Linked DNA regions of Homo sapiens: region 2 is linked to region 1. The links are chromatin loops, found by intact Hi-C in ENCODE. Cell type or tissue: PC-9. All regions are shown on one strand. Region 1 overlaps GNG4 (G protein subunit gamma 4). Region 2 overlaps LINC02768 (long intergenic non-protein coding RNA 2768).

Evidence for each region. Peaks named below come from ENCODE experiments on the same cell type or tissue, not always from the same donor. Only the 100,000 strongest peaks of a DNase experiment are listed, where the experiment ranks them.
Region 2: a loop joins it to region 1, with 2.7 times the contacts of the local background. A loop is called at or near these places in 1 of 110 quality-filtered maps.

The regions. Positions count from the first base shown.
Region 1 is chr1:235,640,603-235,644,602 of GRCh38, forward strand. All of the region lies in intron 1 of GNG4 (G protein subunit gamma 4), which reads right to left. LOC124904560 (a long non-coding RNA gene) reads left to right here. Exons shown (of 4, transcript XR_007066960.1): 1 at 1-1,646; 2 at 1,781-1,868; 3 at 2,139-2,238; 4 at 2,953-3,229. Among named protein-coding and RNA genes, the nearest start is that of GNG4, 7.2 kb to the right of the region's middle. In PC-9, no CTCF peak of the experiment used is centred here; DNase peaks (open chromatin) are centred at 1,609, 1,969 and 2,569; H3K4me3 peaks cover 697 bases; H3K27ac peaks cover 1,836 bases.
Region 2 is chr1:235,915,421-235,919,420 of GRCh38, forward strand. The region is part of intron 2 of LINC02768 (long intergenic non-protein coding RNA 2768); the gene reads right to left. All of the region lies in intron 2 of LOC105373215 (a long non-coding RNA gene), which reads left to right. It also overlaps the pseudogene RNU6-968P. Among named protein-coding and RNA genes, the nearest start is that of LYST, 51 kb to the left of the region's middle. RefSeq lists an enhancer at 2,809-3,308. In PC-9, no CTCF peak of the experiment used is centred here; a DNase peak (open chromatin) is centred at 2,211; H3K27ac peaks cover 2,664 bases.

The DNA of each region.
Region 1 (4,000 bases):
GCGAATACATAAGACAGTCCTTGCCAAGCTGCGTCCTTGAGCCCGCCTGAATCCCGGCAGGGTGGAGTTGAGGGCGGCCTCTCTACTTCATTTAGCCCACCAGACCTTCGGACCTGAGGGTCTCTGATCCAGCCTCTCGGGGCCACCACCCCCTGCAGGGCTCCAGGAAGAGTCAAATTGCCCGGTGGGCCAGAGCTCTCCCTCCCTTTTGTTGCCGCTTGGCGCCTGGCAGGTCAGAGGTCACTGGGCCCAGCAGCCCCAGTCCCTGGATGGGTGGAGCACCCACAAAACAGCCAGGCTGTGAAGAGGCCCACTTTGGAGTGAGAAGGGGCTGCTTCTTGCGTGTCATTTTGCAAAAAGAATCTCTGTCTCTTCCTCTACCTTGAGTTACACTACCAAATACTCCTTTTGGTTAATGTAGCTTTCTTATATGCTAGGGGTGAGAGGAGGGGAAAGCCACCTTATTCTGTCAGGAAGGCACTTGGGCATAAATTAATCTGTAGGCCAAGTGCAGTGGCTGATGCCTGTAATTATGCACTTTGGGAGGCCGAAGTGGGAGGATCACTTGAGGCCAGGAGTTCCAGACCAGCCTGGGCAACATAGTGAGAACCCATCTCTACAAAAAGTTTTAAAAGAATTTAGCCGGGCATGGTGGTGGGCAACTGTAGCCCCAGCTACTTAGGAGACTGAAGTGGAAGGCTCACTTGAACTGGGGAGCTCAAGATTGCAATGAAATACCATCACATCACTGCACACCAGCCTGGGCAACAGAGCAAGACCCTGCCTCTAAAACTAAATAAATAATCGGCGGGGCACAGTGGCTCACGCCCGTAATCCCAGCACTTTGGGAGGCCGAGGCAGGCGGATCACCTGAGGTCAGGAGTTCTAGACCAGCCTGGCCAACATGGTGAAACCCTGTCTCTACTAAAAATACAAAAAATTAGCTGGCGTGGTGGCGGGCGCCTGTAATCCCAGCCGCTAGGGAGGCTGAGGCAGGAGAATGGCTTGAACCTGGGAGGTGCAGGTTGCAGTGAGCCGAGATCGCGCCACTGCACTCCAACTTGGGTGACAGAGCAAGACTCCACCTAAAAATATAAATAAATAAATAATCTGTGACTCCATCAACACTTTCACCTGTTGGCTCCACGTGCATCAGATGAGCTCATTTGGGAGGTCACCTTAACCTCGGATCAACATGGCAGGTCCTCCCACAAGCAGCCTATTTAAAATGTGAGCCACCCCCTTCCCCGGAATTCCCTACCTCCCAGCCTTGTTTTATTTTTCTCTCATGCACTTACTATATCTTAAATGCTTATTTATTCATGTACTTGTTTAAACTACTTTTGATTTTCTGACTTCTTATCATTGGTCTGATTCCTCCACCGTAACAGAACTTCCATGAGGGCGGGGATTTTTCGCTTCCCCCGCAACTGCCTGCGTTTTCGTAGCCCTAGAGCTTCCAACGTACAGTGCGGAAAAGCAACATAACACACTAAGAACCGTGCGGAAAAGGAGAGAAAACCAGACCGCAGGGGCATTTCACAGCTAACCACAGCGGTCCGAGGCGAACGCAGGGTGGAAGAACCCGAGCGAGGCCCGGCAGGGGCGGGGTGAGCCTTGGCCCCGCTCCCGTGCAGGTGTCGCGGGTAAGCTGCCGCGGTTACTGTGAAGCAGGGCCAAGGCCAGCCCTCCGCCTCGAGGCCACTGGTGCTTGGGGGTGGGAAAAGAGTGACCGGGGGCAACTGAGCAAAACATAGAACAGAAACTCCCTCTCGAATAGAGACCCACGCACGGAAGGATGATACACTGTGATTCCCCGACGTGGGCCTGCAGCAAGAGACGGGTGCTAACAGCGTCCGAGCCAATCCGTAAGCATCAGAGGGACAAAGAAATCATAAACAAGAGGCAGGATGCAACTGCTTCAACGCAGAAAGAATGAGTCATCCAGGAAGGCGAGGTGGTGGCGGGTTGGCTGTGGTTTTGCAGAGGCGGGCAGGAGGGGCAGGGGGCCAGGGAGAGGGCAGGGTTGGGAGGGTCTCTTTTAAGGGAATCCTATGCATGAAAGTCTGTGTAAGAAAGGGTGTGCCTCCTACAGAAGGATATTTGTTTTGTCCTAAACTTGCCGTGTGTTCTTGGAGGCGCGGGCCTCCCTGCTGTCATCACACCTCGGATCACCCCAGGCAATCTCGCCCCTGTGGCTTCACCTGGGTCCAGCCAGACCTCTGCTCAGCTCTGCACGTACATGCCCCCTCGATGTCACCTCCTGACTTGGCAAGTCATACACCCTCTCTCTACTTGCCCAGCTTCATTCACAAAACCAGGTCACATTACCCCTCGTCCATCCATGCTCAGTCTGGAAACCCTGGGATCCCAGACACCAGCCTCTCCCTGGCCCTCTGTTTCCAATCAGACGGCCACCCCGACTGACGCTGGGGCCGGGGCACCCTTGGGCGTTATCCAGTCTCCCTGTCCTCCCTCTCCTGCCCCACGCCTCCGACCTTCCCCACATGGCAGTCACAGCCAGACGGCCAAGGTGGGGCCTGCTGCTTCCTGCTTCTGCCTGACAATGGCCCTGGATTCCCCATTCTTCACGGTCAGTCTCACCTTCACACCCCGGCTCTGAGCAACCTTTCTGCTCTCTCCACTCCTCTTTCATGACCCTGGGCCCCTGCTGGCCGCCCTGCCTGGAAAGCCCTTTCTCATTTGTCTGGCTTGAAAAACCTGCCTCAGCTCACCAGGGCCAGCTCAAGACTCCCTCTGTTGTCACACGCTTTCTGCACTGCTATCAGAAAGAACTAACACTCTCCCTGTCTGTGCACTAATCCAGGGTAGGTGGGCTGTTTTCACACATGCACCCCCTCTAGGTTCTGACTCCTCTGGAGTGCATGACCATATCTTATTTGTTTCCCTGTCACCAGTGCCTAAACTATCTGATGCATATATTTATTGCAGGTGCTTATCACACATGCAGTCAATGAACACCTCACAAATGCAAGGTTCACATGCAGTCTTCGATGAACACATCGATCGCATCCAGCAGTATGTCTGTATTGGAAAAGTCCTTCCATAGCACCCAGTAATGAAAAGGAATGTGGCGGGGAGCAGTACTGGACAGTAAAACTAAAAACACCAGGAAGATCACAGTGAGATCAGCAGAGCCCTAGAATGGCAAATCCATGACAAAGAAAATTTCTGATGAATAAAAACGTGCCTGGGTCCAGGCCAGCAATTGGCTTCTTTCAGACACTATTGACTGCAACAAACCCTAGCACAAGGAGAGGGTCTAACGAGAAACTTGTTCAGAGGATGCTGACCCATCCATCAGTGAGCACAGCCAACCCAAAAAGGCGGGGACGCGGCAGAGCAGGGGCTGAGGGCACACTTGCTGCAGTGTTCACGGAGCACACACAGAAAGATCTGCCCGAGAGAGTCCCCAAAAGGCACAATTCTACAAGGTCAACCAAGTGGAGGGGAATGGCAGTGAAACGCCAAACTCCTACTGAAAGGTTGATGGGTACAGCCTTCCAGAGACAGGGCTGGGTGGCGGGAACGCGGGCACCCAGAGGTCCAGATCAGCAAAAGAGGCCAGTGACTCTGTCTCCATCAGATAAAATTCAGCCACAGCGGGAGGGAGCGTGTGAGACCCACGAAGGCCTTGCCCTGGACCTACACCTCACCCTGTTCCAGAGAGAATTCAGTGGCCGGCAACACTGCCAGTTCCCCTTTATTTCCCTTGAGGTCAACATTTTGGAATTTTCTACTCACATCCACCGAGCGACCCTCCTCGGCCACCTCCACACCCACACTCCAGGCCCACCACTGCCCTTGGGCATGAGCAAGCCTGACGCTGTCTCTCATCCTGGTAACACCTTCTTCCCCGCACACACCGTCAAACACATGCACGGTGTAGACTGAAGTCATCAGGTCTCCTTAACCAGGCTGCAGTCCCCTAGTACCCTGCCATGCAGCCCCACAGCTGCCGGGGGGATAAACAAGCACC
Region 2 (4,000 bases), 270 kb after region 1:
GCTTTGGCAGCACATATACTAAAATTGGAAGGATACAGAGAAGATTAGCACGGTCCTTGTGCAAGGATGACACGCAAATTCCTGAAGCGTTCCATATTTTTAAATTGTTCTACTATAAAGACACATGCACACATATGTTTATTGCAGCACTGTTCACAATAGCAAAGACTTGAAACCAACCCAAATGCCCATCAATGATAGACTAAATAAAGACAATGTGACACATATACACCATTGAATACTATGCAGCCATAAAAAAGAATGAGTTCATGGCCTTTGCAGGGACATGGATGAAGCTGGAAACCATCCATTCTCAGCAAACTAACATAAGAACAGAAAACCAAACACCACATGTTCTCACTCATAAGTGAGAGCTGAACAATGAGAACACATGGACATAGGGAGGGGAACATCACACACCGGGGCCTGTCGGGGGTGCTAGTGGAGGGATAGCATCAGGAGAAATACCTAATGTAGATGACAGGTTGATGGGTGCAGCAAACCACCATGGCATGTGTATACCTATGTAACAAACCCGCACATTCTGCACATGTACTCCAGAACTTAAAGTATAATAATAGAAGAAGAAGAGGAAGAAGAAGAGGAAGAAGAAGAGAGAAGAAGAAGAAGAAGAGAGAAGAAGAAGAAGAAGAAGAAGAAGAAGAAGAAGAAGAAGAAGAAGAAGAAGAAGAAGACGACGACGACGACGACGACGACGACGACGACGACGACGACGAAGACGACGACGACGACAACAACAGCCATTTGCAATCTGTAAGCCAGGAAGGGGGCCCTCACCAGGAACTGAATCAGCTGACACCTTGATCTTATTACACCTTCAACCTCTGGAATTTTGAGAAATAAGTGTGTGCTGTTGAGGTCACCCAGTCTATGGCATTTTGGTATAGCAGCCCAAGCCTACTAATATGGTAATAATAGTACTTTGTTCTATAGGAGAATGCTGTTATTCTCAAGAGACACATGCTGAAGTACTTAGGGTCGACTCATGATATCTGCAACTTACTTTCAAATGCTTAAACAAATTATACATAGATGATAGGTACCTAAATAGAGATAGAGATACAGCAAGCAAAGAAGCAACTATTAATAATTGGTGAATCTAGGAAAAGGATATTCGGGTGTTTACTAGTCCAACTTTTTTCAGCTATGAAATTTTTATTTTATGTTTTATTTATTTATTTATTTTTTGAGACAGAGTCTCACTCTGTTGCCCAGGCTGGAGTGCATGATCTCGGCTCACTGCAACCTCCGCCTCCTGGGTTCAGGCGATTCTCCTGCCTCAGCCTCCCGAGTAGCTGGGACTACAGGCACACACCACCACGCCCAGCTAATTTTTGTATTTTTAGTAGAGACGGGGTTTCACCATGTTGGCCAGGAAGGTCTCGATCTCTTGACCTCGTGATCTGCCTGCCTCGGCCTCCCAAAGTGCTGGGATTACAGGCATGAGCCACCGCGCCTGGCCAAAATTTTCTAAATAAGAAGTTGGAAAGAGTAAATAGAGTAAAATGATCTGAGAGAAAAAGAATCCAAATAATAACATTTATACTATTTTATAGTTTACAGTGTATTTTCACGTATATTAATGTGATCCTTTCAAATATCCACGGAGGTAGACATATCGTGTGTTTTATCCTTATTTTGTAGTCTTCAAAAACATTTCCTCAGTGCCTAACCATGTGCCAGGCATGGTACATACATCATCTCTTTTACTTTCTACAAGAACTCCAGAAGGCAGATATCGGCTCTCCCATCCACGGAGGCTCTGGTGGGATTCCGAAGCTAGCAATCTGCAGAGCTGGCATCTGAATGCAGCTTTGTCCGACTCTGAGGCCTGAGCTCATCCCTCTGTTGGCATCCTGTTTGTGATTCCTGTTTTACAGATGCAGGAATGGAAACTCAGAGAAGTTAATTAACCTGTGCAGTGTCACACAGCTACTCGGGGCAAAGCCAAAATTCAAGCCAGAACTTCAGTCTCCTATTCCAAAGCTCGGACCTCCTTCCAAAGCGCCTGTAATGAGCACTCTGGAAATAGGTTCAGGATCTAAGCTAGTGGCTCATGTGAGAAGAAGTCTCAGCACACAAGGGCCCTCAGCACAGGAAATTACTCAAGTTATTGGAGTGGAGCCAGGGAAAGGCCCCGAAGCTCAGAGCAGGCCTGACTCGGGAGACAGTTTGTGAAAATAAAAGCAAGCCCACATTGACTCATTCATTTGATGCTCTGATTAAGAAGCATGAGTTGCCACACCATGTGATGGAGAGCTATAAACTCCAGCCCTGGAGACATAATCTGGCACAGATTCCCTTGGATGGGCAAACGGTATTCAGGCAGGACTACCATTTCCGGGAGGGGGAGACCGGGGGAAGCAGGTCAGGACTTGAGGCTCATAACCATGCTGCACTGATTTGTTTAAAAGTAAATATTATTTGGTTTTCATTTAATTTTAAACAAAATTTAAATTTTTAAATGAAAATTAAAATGTTCACTTAATTTGAGTTATTAGATTAAAAGATAGTCTGCTTTACTGAAAGTCTTAGGCTGGAAAACAACAAAGTCGTTTGTGAAAATATTTAAATAAGAAGAGAACAGCAATCATAACAGGAATCTAAGGGGACTGTGAGTCTTGCATTGGCACATCTCAGCGCGGTGGAGACTTCTAAAGAGGGCTCTATGGATAGAGTCCTTCAGGGACCACCACCCGCCCCCATGCCCAACGCTGAGGAGGACACTCCAGCAGGGATCCACCAGGTGGCTGTAAAGCTAAGAAGGTGACCTCCTGGGTGTCCCTCCTGAAACACAGAGCACCGTTTGAACTGCCCGAGCGAGCGGACCAGCTGGCGCACAGATCACAGAGCCCTGCAGTGATCAGCTGCCATCTGGATCTGCCCGGGTGCAAGCAAACGGCACAGCTCTGGAAGCTTCCTCAGGGCTCCAAGAGAGCATCTGCGTGTTGGGAAGCCTCGGATGTGCTGCAAGACCTTTGTTCTGACTGTGGCAAAGCCTATGTATGCTAGGTGTCACATTGAATTCTTTTCTATTAATAATAACTTATCTGAGATTCTGCGCGACTGTCGCTCTAGAATCTGCATTTAGGAATGATCAGCATCAGTGCTGAGTGCCTCGGAGTGGGACATAGATTTAGGCAGAGATGTGGGAAGCAGCCATCAGTGAAGGACGATGCTGTGATTGGTGGCTGGAACCCACAAGTAGACACCAAACTGCTAACAGGGTGGTCCTGGAGGTAGATGTCTAGGCAAGCAGCCAAGATCAGTCATTTAGAGTCCATGCAGGTCTGACTTGAGACAGTGAATTTTGTAGAACTCCATACTCATTCTGAAGTGATTTTGTTATAGGCAGTCAGCTCTACCAGAGGCCTTTGTCCAGACTATCTGAAAGGCACCCAATGCAAGGGCTGCAAACCTCAACAGCAGAGGACTTGTGCTGAAACCCTTCCGAATGCATTCTCTAGACTGGCCAACTAATGTGTCTTCTTTGCTGTCCAGCTCCAATCTCCATCAGGTTGTCTTTTTAAAAAAAAATCCAAGCCTTTGCCCTGCCAAGCACCAGGAAAAGCATGATTTGCACATTTGAGAGCTAACGAAAACAGTCCATCCGAGTGTCCTAGTGAATCTGCAGCCCAGATGGGCTCACGTTTCCCTGTGTACCCCACATGCCCACTGAGCCCCGAAGTGGTTGCCCAGACCCCTTACCCAGACCCCGGGCTGAAAGAACCTTGTGTGGTTTAATCTCAGAGCAGAGTCCTCTGAGCTGGAGATGTTTGATTGAGAGACTGCCGGAGGGGCCTCCCCCAGTCGACCCAAAGATATAATGCTGGTGCCACATCTTGTGACTTGCGGTATCGAAGACTGCTGCTGGCGAAAAGGAAGCCACAGAGCTTCCACCCCTCATAGGAGGTCAGTGGTCACTGTAATCAGAGGAGTGCTCTGTTCCATTTCAGTGACTCAATGGTCACATTATCCT